Linked DNA regions of Homo sapiens: region 1 is linked to region 2. A link is an interaction called in ENCODE POLR2A ChIA-PET data of the cell type or tissue named here. Cell type or tissue: IMR-90. All regions are shown on one strand. Each heading gives the region's core, and the rest is flanking DNA. Links, peaks and the distances in the headings are about the cores only. Region 1 overlaps ZNF451 (zinc finger protein 451). Region 2 overlaps BEND6 (BEN domain containing 6).

Region 1 (5,385 bases), core at 93-5,092, 110 kb before region 2:
CTGTGAAGCTGAAGAAGAATCTATACGTAAATTCTCTTTGACCTCAGAAGAGGCCAAAGATTCTTGGGGGACCAGAAGTGGAGATGAAGGCAGAGTCTGAAAATTCTGTGATGATTTAAGGGTCTCTGTCTCAGAGATCTTAGTATCTGAATTATTTTGATCATTTTTCTGGTTCTCCAATGGGTTCTCAACAGAGGAAGTTTGAGAAACTATCCTTTCTGGACTGCTGGAACAACTCCCAGAGAAGGAGCTGCTATCTCCAATGGGAAGAGGAACATTGCAGCTAGAGCACATTTCTGGGCGATGATTCTCAGAGGATGGCACCTTAGATTCAGGCATTCTCTGGGTTATCCACATGAACAAGAAAACCAAGGAAGAAAAAAAATATGCTTTTAATATGTTAACTTTCAAGTGCAGAGATTCATGTCCAGTAAGTAGAACTCAATTTTTAAATTATTATAATTAACAGTGAAAGATACAATCCACTCAAGGTCAGCAAAAGGAATCAGAGAAGTCAAATCCACAAGCTTCACTACCCCAAAGACCCAAAATCAACTACTGGCATTAATCTGGGACTCTGTTTATGAAAAAGGAGAGAGTAAAAACAAGCTCAGATCACGTGGTGCTATGCTGGCCTGCTGTTTGGTCCTGTGTGAGACCACTCATAAGAATAAAAGAAAAAAATATCCCATTCAAGATATGTTAAGTTCTACTCAAGATATGCAAGAAGCTAATGATGGCAAAGAGAACTTAAGGAAAGTTCCACTGAGAAGAAAAAAAATCTAAAACTCCCCCATTAGAGTCATTTTAGGCACCTCTGAAAATTCTGTCATTCACTGTCCACGAATAACAAAACTTCCCAGTTGTATAGTCCTACTTTATGGTTTGTAGTTATAAGAAGTTATAATTTGTTACCTCATTTCATCCTCACAACAACCCTGTGAGGTAGGTATTATTTGATTAAAAAACGGAGGCTAAAAGGTTACTTAATTTATCCAAAGTCACAGAATTTGTAAAGAGTAAAGCTGGGACTCAAACCCAGGTATTCTGATTCCAAGTCCAAGTCTCAATCCCCTATATCACAGAGCAAGAAGTTTGTGGCCACTCTGAACAATAACTAAGAGTTTTCTAATCCAAGATGAAAACAGCTCATTAACAGAAGTTTGGGCTAAAGCAAGGACAAATGAAAGGCAAGACTGTTACAAAGGGCTCAACTAGTTCAATTCTCAGAGCAAGGGAAGTATTGGTCCAAGGGTCAAACCTACAACCAGTACATCACAGGTAAGATAAATAACTCCAAATATGTGGGGCACAGACAAGGTTAAAGGGATGATGACTGAAGTAATATATCCCCTATAAACCCTTCCCCCACTTTCCATTCCTAAAAGGATCTCTACATATCCTTTTTTCTAAGAGAAAACAAATTTTCTGTGGTCATGTGGTTCTGGAACAAAAGAATCCTGTTGTATAGGGCACCTGAGGAGAGTAAAGGAAAAGAGAAGGGAAAGAGGAATCAATAAGCTTGCAGTTTTTATTCCATTTCCATTTTATCAGATATCACCTCTAAGGCTCTGAATTTCCCAGAGTCATATTATCATTTTTTTCATAATCTCATTCAAAGTAGAGGAAAAAAACTGGAAGTAGGAGATCTGGGCAAAGGACTCCTTGGACTACCTATTTTAGCCCATTCTAATAGAACTGGCTATTTCTAAACACAGCCTTCCCTGATTTGGTAACTCTCTTTAGAGAATACCTCTTAAAAGACACAAGTGAAGAAACACAAATCAAATATAATGTACTTACATCAGTATAAGAGGTGCTAGGCTCTTCATCATCACTGCTGACCAGATCAATGTATTCAAGAACAGGTCGTAATGGTCCTTCCTATAAACAATCAAGCAAATTTAGAAGTCATTAACAGTTATTCAAACCAAATTAGCATTTAAACCTACAGTGTTTTTTTTGGTTGGGACTGGCAAGAATTACTCTGAAGAGGGAGCTTTGTGGGTAGCAGAAAATAACCAGAACAAAAGCAGCAGAGGAAAATATTCAAAATATATAAATGTAAAATGATGACAAGACCTAAAAGGAAGCACCTACACCCCTGTAGAATATTAGGGCCATGTCAATTACTTGGGAAAGGAAAATTAATATAAGAACAGTGCTACAAAGACACAAATATTATAATCCAGTGCTTTACACCTAGAATTGGTATCAAAAGTCTGTTAATATATCCAAGTTCAAAAATGAATTGACTTATAGCTCAGCTTCATCATCCACCACTGCAGAGTCAAGCATCAAACCTGAATTCTTTTCCATTCTTTCTTTCCATCCATGCCAATTTCTTCATCAACCAGGCCTTGAATGTCAGGCTTAAAAGCCTAGATTTTATTCAATAGGCAAAAGAAAATAAAAAATAATAATAAGACAATAACATGAGAACTGTGCTTCAAGATCAATCACATAGAGGAGTATGGAGAGCAGGGAAAGCAAGATAATCAGTATAGGCACATGACAATGCAGAACTAATGGTGGTGATGGCAAGAAGAGTATGGTAGTGGATATACAAGAGAATACAAGTAAAATGGAAAACTAAAAGAGATTGATTATTAGGCCAGGTGTGGTGGCTCATGTCTGTAATCCCACCACTTTGGGAGGCCAAGGTGGGGGATCACCTGAGGTTAGAACCATGCCTGGCTAATTTGTGTACTTTTAGTACAGATGGGGTTTTACCATGTTGGCCAGGCTGGAGTTCGAGACCAGCCTGACCAACATGGTAAAACTCCATCTCTACTAAAAATGTACAAATTAGCCAGGCATGGTGGTGCGTGCCTGTAGTCCCAGCTACTCAGGAGGCTGAGGCTGGAGAATTGCTTGAACCTGGGAGGCAGCAGTTGCAGTGAGCCAAGATCACGCCACTGCACTCCAGCCCGGGCAACAGAGCAAGACTATCCCAATAATAATAATAATAATAATAATAAATATATAAATAAAAATAAATTTAAAAGATTATTTAAAAAACAAAACAAGGAGTCAGTGATCTCTAAGTTTTTAACCTCAGGTGACTATAAGAATAGTAATGCCAATAGTATAACTTTGGAAAGCAGAAACAGAAAGCTGACATTCCTATGGGCTGAAGTAACAGTGGTACACAGGGTGTATCTAGCAGACAGCTGGAAATGCAGGCCTGTAATCTGGGAAGTATGAACATACCTGGAAATAAAGACTTGAGAGTTGCTCCCCTAGAAGACTATTAAACTCTAGAACTAAACTGAACTATCATATTGCCTCAATAAAAAGCTGTCAGTGTTAAATGTGGCCAGAAACACGGCAACAATAAAATGCCACTGAATGTGGCAACCAGACATTTTTAAATGTCTTTGAGAGAGCAACTTTCAAGAAAGTAGTGAGCACAGAAGCCAGGCTCTAAAACACTAGAGAATGCAGTAGAAAAGGCCATATTCTTTTGAGAAATCCAGTATGTTGGAAACAAAAGAAAGGAACACAGAAGAAATAATAGCTGAGGAAAGGATTTTGTAGGATGTAGAAAGTTGACTGCTGGAGACAGAAGCTGAGATCTAGGTAATGATCTTCCCTAGAATAGGCATCCAGTCTCAAAGATAGCTTCTTTCTCCCCTAGGCTATGACTTCTGCTCAACCAAGAAACTGCCATCTTTTGGGTACTAATTCAGATACCAAGATAAAACAAGAGGGCAAAACTGGGCAGGGATCTGTAGCAAAGGAATTGAGATTTTTGCTCAAACTATAAACACGGAAGTAAAAATTAAAGAAACAGAGGAAGCAATACTCTCCAATATATGGTAAACAGAGCTGAATCACCTACTTTAAAATCTACATCTGGTATGAAGAATGTAGGCCATGCACGGTGGCTCACACCTGTAATTCCAGCACCTTGGGAGGCAGAGGTGGGTAGATGACTTGAGGTCAGGAGTTCAAGACCAGCCTGGCCAACATGGTGAAACCCTGTCTCCACTAAAAATAGGAATAGGGTGTAGTGGCGGGCACCTGTAGTCCCAGCTACCCAGGAGGCTGAGGCAGATGAATTGCTTGAACCCAGGAGGCAGAGGCTGCAGTGAGCTGAGATGGTGCCACTGCACTCCAGCCTGGGCAACAGAGCAAGACTCTGTCACAAAAAAAAAAAAAAAAAAAAAAAAAAGACTGAAAATTGTATGTTCGATCCAAGAAGAAAAATTAAAATGATAGCTTTTCCCATTGATATAATCATCTTACTTTGCTCTCTACAAGAAATATGCATTAGGAACCTTCATTATAGGTCCACAGAAATAGCAGAACACAAAAGCGCCCCCCTACCCCCCCGCCCCGGTAACCAGAAATACACAGAGGCAGAGTTCCCATGCACAGAAAGTAAAGAAGAAGATGAAAGATGACAGGATGCAAGGTAAAAAGTAAAATGGGCTGGAAAAAAATAAGATAAACAGGCTGGGCACGGTGGCTCATGCCTGTAATCCCAGCACTTTGGGAGACCAAGGTGGGCGAATTGCCTGAGGTCAGGAATTTGAGACCAGCCTGGCCAACATGGTAAAACCCTGTCTCCACTAAAAATACAAAAAATTAGCCAGGCATGGTGGTGGGCGCCTCTAATTCCAGCTACTCAGGAGACTGAGGCAGGAGAATTGCTTGAACCCGGGAGGCAGAGGTTGCAGTGAGCCAAGACTGTCCCACTGCACTCCAGCCTGGGTGACAAGAGCGAAACTCCATCTCAAAAAAAAAAAAAAAAAAAAAAAAACAGAAAGAAAGAAAGGAAGAAAGAAAATGATCAAAAACATAATTTAAAAATAGCTGCAGGCAGGATGGCTCATGCCTGTAATCTCAGCACTTTGGGAGGCCAAGGCAGGTGGACCACATGAGGCCATGAGTTCGAGACCATCTGGGCCAACATGGCAAAACTCTGTCTCTATTAAAAATACAAAAATTAGCTGGGCGTGGTGGTGTACATCTGTAATCCCAGCTACTCAGGAGGCCGAAGAACAAGAATCGCTTTAGCCCAGGAGGCAGAAGTTGCAGAGAGCTGAGATCACGCCAGTGCACTCCAGCCTGGGCAACAGAGAGGGACTCTTGTCTCAACAACAACAACAACAACAACAACAAAAAAAAAAAGCTGCAGTAATATTTAAAGGGAAGGAGTAAGGACAAATAAGGTTATCAGAAATTTATTCTTGCAGTGAACCATTAAACCAATATGCAAACATTTTTCAACTACTGAAGAACAATAATTTTATATGATTCACACTAAGAGAAAAGAAAAAAAGGAAAATATGGATAGAAAATCCAGACGAGCGTGGTAGATCACGCCTATAATCCCAGCACTTTGGGAGGCCGATGACGGAGGATCACTTGAGTCCA
Region 2 (5,385 bases), core at 330-5,329:
AGTATCCTTATTATAAAATATTCAGCTGTATAAAAAATATATAGTGCTTAACTACAAATGGAAAGCATAATTTTTGAAAAAATAAACACATGAACATCACATAGGATCCTACAAAAAGGCATTAAGCCAAGTAGTTTTTAATTTGCTTATGCTGTCTTTCTCCTTTTTTCATTTTTTTTCCAGCCACTGGAGTATTTTGTGATGATCTTTCTTCTTTATATGTTTCCAGTGGAATGCTATTATTTTTATTATTTTCCCAAGACACTCTTCCCAACAGAAAAAAATGAAAATGTACTATATGGACTCTAATTCCAGTGATTTCATGAAGAATCACAATAAGCTCCATTTTCTAGAGATTTCCCTAGCAGACAGGGGTGACCTAAGTACATCATGAGTAACTTATCATATTTGCTCTGTCTTAATAATCTTTTGTCTCTAGGGCTTAGCACTGTGAGTCGTGTATATTAAATGCTCAATAAATAATCTCTTAAAAACTATTAAATGAATATAATATTTAGTATTTTGTAGGAGAATCTAAAAATTTTCAAGCCATAAGCTAGATCCTTCAATAGAGTGCTTTTGTATTTAAATTATATAATCAGTGATTTTTTCTAAAACTGTGATTTTTTGAGCTCCCAGAGGTGTGGATTTTCTTCTTCATTCTTGACAGCTAATTTGCAATACTTTCCACTGATCATATACTTTCCCTTTTATCTAAAATGTCAATTTTCTCAAAGTTTACCTTGAAGCATGACCAAAGACTGTCGAAGTCGGCTGTTTTCTTTCCGGGTGTTTGTTAGTTTTTCTTTCAGGCTTTTTATTTTGGCGCACAATTCTTCCTTTGACAATTCTGCTAAAGGCTCTTCATCCTCACTGGAGCTTTCACCAGGCAGAAAGGCATTTCCCGAATATGGGTCTCTCTAAAATAGAAGGCAGGCACAATAAAAGAAGCCTCATAGCATCTTTAATGGTTTATCTCTGGTTAACCATTGCATGTTGTTGGGACTACAAATTTCTTGTTCTCACAGGCACTTCCTGCTGCTGATCTAGCCCCAGCTTTGTCCTCCAGCAGGCAGAGGAACTCAAAATAAGGGCAGGACAAAGTTTCATGCACATATGCCTCTTGAGAAACAGAAACCAGGATTCTGAATTTCTGCCTAACTTCAGTGAAAAATACAAAGTAGAAAATTAGCAAAACAGAATAAAATCAACAAGACCACCATTCAAATCTGGTCTTCTCTGATATACAGCCCGGATTTGAGCAGAATGCCTCACCATATGAACCTTATTTCTTTCGCCTGTGAATACACACAGACAAATGATTTAATAAATAGAAAAGCTTAACAAGATGGCAGGGTATACCAGAGTTAGTGCTTCTATGTGCCAGCTACAAACAATTCATAACATAGTGTTCAAAAGGTTACTATTTATTAGAAGGACAAGAAGTACCTGTGGAGGGGAGTGTGGGGTAGTAGCTGACAGGGGACGTGAGGGAATCTTTGGGGTGCTGGTGAGGTTTTATTTTTTATATGGGTGTGTTCATTGTGTGATAATCAAGCTATACATTTTTTATATGTGTATTCTTCTGTATATATATTACACTTCCCTAAAATGTTTCTTAAAAATCTCCAGAAAGTGGCTGGCTGCGGTGGCTCACACCTGTAATCCCAGCACTTTGGGAGACCAAGGAGGGTGGATCACCTGAGCCCAGGGGGTCAAGACAGCCTGGGCAATGTGGTGAAACCCTGTCTCTACAAAAAATATAAAAATTAGCCAGGCGTGGTGGCACATGCCTGTTGTCCAGCTATTCTGGATGATCACCTGATTAAAGGGAGGTAGAGGCTGCAGTAAGCCGAGATGGTACCACTGCGCTCCACCCTGGGTGACAGAGGGATACCCTGTCTCAAAAACAACGTAAAAATTAAAAAAAAAAAACCTCCAGAAAGTAAATTTGTATAGATTCTCTTGACAGTTTTCAATCCCTAGAGCCTAAATATTCTGTATTTATGTTTAAATCCTGAGAACAGATGTCATTGACACACAACAAAAGATTTGCAAGAGCTTTATGAAAGAAGTAAAAAACAAACTTGACTGAAAGCTACCAAAGATAATCTAAATTAATGTAGAGAGACATCATGTTCAGAGATAAGAAGGCTTAATTAATTTATTTTTAAATGTTTGCAATTTTTTCAATTATCAATTTATTGTGTAACCATAATCATGGTTCATTATTTACAAGTAATATTGTTTTCATTAGATTGCAATATTATTGGTGAAAATGATAAAAATTATTTGTTGAGTGTCCACCAGGTATTTAGTGGTGTTGTAGGTACTTTACCTGTACGTTCATATGAAATGCCCACTTTATAAATGAAGAGAATAGATTCAGAGATACTGTCATTTGTTAAAGGTCATGCATCCAGTAAACGCTGGAGCTTGGAAGAGATCTCAAGATTGTCTGACTCCTGTAGGATCCTTAATTTTTTTAAAAAATTGATTATGCCAAAATTGAGCCATGGAATTAATATAAATTCAATAAAAATCTCAGAAGACATTTTGGTAACCTAATAAATTGGTTTTAAAATTTATATGGAAGAACAGAAGGCCAAGAATATCCAAAGCAATGCTAAAGAAGTATAAGCAGCAGGGTGTTTCCTCACAAATACAAAGGCTTATTAAAAATCTAGAAAACCGTAGGGTGCTGGTTCAGGGTTAGACAATATGACCAAGAAATAGAAGAGAGTGGCCTGAGGTCGGGTATGGTGGCTCATGCCTGTAATCCCAGCACTTTGGGAGGCTGAGGCAGGCAGATCTCTTCAGCGCAGAAGTTCAAGACCAGCCTGGGGAATGTGGCAAAACCTTGTTTCTACAAAAAATACAAAAATTATCCAGTCGTGGTGGTGCACACCTGTAGTCCTGGTTACTCGGGGGGCTGAGATGGGAGGATTGCTTGAGCTTGGTAGGTTGAGGCTGTGGTGAGCCATGATCACATCACACACAGCCTGGAAGACAGAGCGAGACCCTGTCCAAAAAAAAAAAAAAAAAAAAGAAGCGAGTGGCCCAAAATAGATGCATGCAGATGAAGAACTTTGACATGGTAGAGAAGGCATGGCAGCTTACTGCAGAAATGGGATCTGTTCAACAAATAAAGCTTGAAAAAACTGGTTAACCATTTGGAAAAAAAAATGAAAGGAAATGGATCTCTTATTACATACACACATACACACATGCACATACACAACTTCAGATGGATTAAGAATTTAAACATCAAAAACAAAAGTTTAAGTTTTGCAAGAAAATGTAAGTGCAGGTATTTTGAACTTGGGGCAGGAAAGAATTTCTTAGGCATAAAATCATTGATCATAATAGGAAAGACTAACAAATTCAGCTAAATTAAAATTAAGAAATTTTCTTCATTAAGGCACATTAAAGAAAGTGAAAAAACACATCACAACTGGTGGATATTTGCAATACTGTTAAGTGACAAATCAGTAAGGAAAAAGAAGCCAGCAATTCAATAGAAAATAGGCAGAAGACATGAACAAACATTTTACAGAACAGAAAACCCATAGGGCTTATAAATATATGAAAGGATGCTCAACCTCATTAACAACTAGGGAAAAGAAGATCAACATGATAAAAAGACATCATTTGGGGCAAAAATATGAATGGGCTTGACAAAAGCATAGAGTAGATGTAGATCAATGGAATTTCCTCATATTTCTGGTGGGAATGTAAATTGGCAGAACTACTCTGGAAAGCATTTGACATTATCTTGTAAAGTTTACCATTTACCTACCCTCTGATCTTGCAATTGATTTCTAGGTCTATACATAAGAGAAACTTTCAGTATTTGTAGTCTAAGACTTTCCATAACACTGTTGTTCATAATGGTGAAAACCTGAAAACAGCCCAAATTCCCATTGATAGGACAATGGGTAAATGAGTTGTGTTAGTTACAAGTTGGGATATTATACAGCATTGATAGTGAATAAATTATAGCCAAAATGAATTAATTTCAGTAAAATGTTGAGTAAGAAATGCAAGTTCCAGAAGTAAACAATATGGTATACTTTATGTAAAGTTTAAGAACAGATAAAACTAATGATACATTATCTAGATAAATATAGATTATATATCACATATGATATATAATCCATAATATATAATATATTTATATAGAAATGTATAATGAGACTACATTATAGTTGTGTATATATTTTTATAAAACTATTATTGTTATTATTTATTTATTTATTTACTTTTTGAGATGGAATCTCACTCTGTCTCCCAGGATGGAGTGCAGTGGCACGATCTCGGCTCACTGCAACCTCCACCTCCCTGGTTCAAGTGATCCTCCTGCCTCAGCCTCTTGAGTAGCTGGGATTTCAGGCACGCGCCAGCATGCCCAGCTAATTTTTTTGTACATTTAGTAGAGAAAAGGTTCTGCCATATTGCCCAGGCTGGTTTCAAACTCCTGACCTCAAGTCATCTGCCCACCTCGGACTCCCAAAGTGCTGGGATTACAGGCATGAGCCACCACGCCCAGCCTATAAAACTATTAAAACACAAGTAAATTAAACAAAATTGAATACGATTACCTCTAGAATGAGGCAGGCAGGGAATGGGGTAGGTGAGGAGTCTATAGGAAGTTATGAGTTTTAGTAATGTTTTAGGTCTTGGGATGGGCAGCAGCTTTATTGGAGATCATTGTATTTTTTAAGTAAAAAATAAAAGTTGACATGAGGCAATATATAGAGAATATCTTTCATATTGCATTGCACATAGTAAACATTCAATAATCATTTTTATCATGTTAGTATACATCATGGTTTCCTTCTTTGTAATTCTTCTCCTTTCTTCATTTCTCTTCGTATTTCCTATTCACAACCTTCTGACTGAGACTATGCTATTAGGTCAATTTTGGGGCTTATTGCATCAGAGAAGGTAGAGAGCAGATTCAGTTGAAAAAAAGCACTCACGGCTGGGCGTGGTGGCTCACGCCTGTAATCTCAGCACTTTGGGAGGCCGTGGCTGGCGGATCACGAGGTCAGGAAATCGAGACCATCCTGGCCAACATGGTGAAACCCCGTCTCAACTAAAAATACAAAAAATTAGCCGGGCCTGATGGCATGCACCTGTAGTCCCAGCTACCTGGGAGGCTGAGGCAGAAGAATCCGTTGAACCCAGGAGGCGGAGGTTGTAATGAGCCGAGATCATGCCACTGCACTCCAGTCTGGGCAACAGAGCAAGACTCTGTCTCAAAAAAAAAAAAAAAGAAAGAAAAAAGGAAAAAAGCATTCACATTTACCTTTTAGTTTAAAAAATAGTTTTAAAGGGCAATAGCAAGACAATTATTTGAAAACATATGCTTATAAGTTGTAA

The links. Peaks named below come from ENCODE experiments on the same cell type or tissue, not always from the same donor. Only the 100,000 strongest peaks of a DNase experiment are listed, where the experiment ranks them.
Region 1: POLR2A ChIA-PET joins it to region 2 with 5 read pairs; 3 of 35 experiments call an interaction of 5 or more read pairs at or near these places.

Annotation. Positions count from the first base shown.
Region 1 is chr6:57,095,560-57,100,944 of GRCh38, reverse strand. It overlaps ZNF451 (zinc finger protein 451), which reads right to left. Exons shown (of 15, transcript NM_001031623.3): 3 at 1,804-1,884. Among named protein-coding and RNA genes, the nearest start is that of ZNF451, 8.1 kb to the right of the region's middle. In IMR-90, for the core only: no CTCF peak of the experiment used is centred there; a DNase peak (open chromatin) is centred at 3,134.
Region 2 is chr6:56,987,913-56,993,297 of GRCh38, reverse strand. It overlaps BEND6 (BEN domain containing 6), which reads right to left. Exons shown (of 7, transcript NM_152731.3): 3 at 743-920. Among named protein-coding and RNA genes, the nearest start is that of BEND6, 35 kb to the right of the region's middle. In IMR-90, for the core only: no CTCF peak of the experiment used is centred there; no DNase peak of the experiment used is centred there.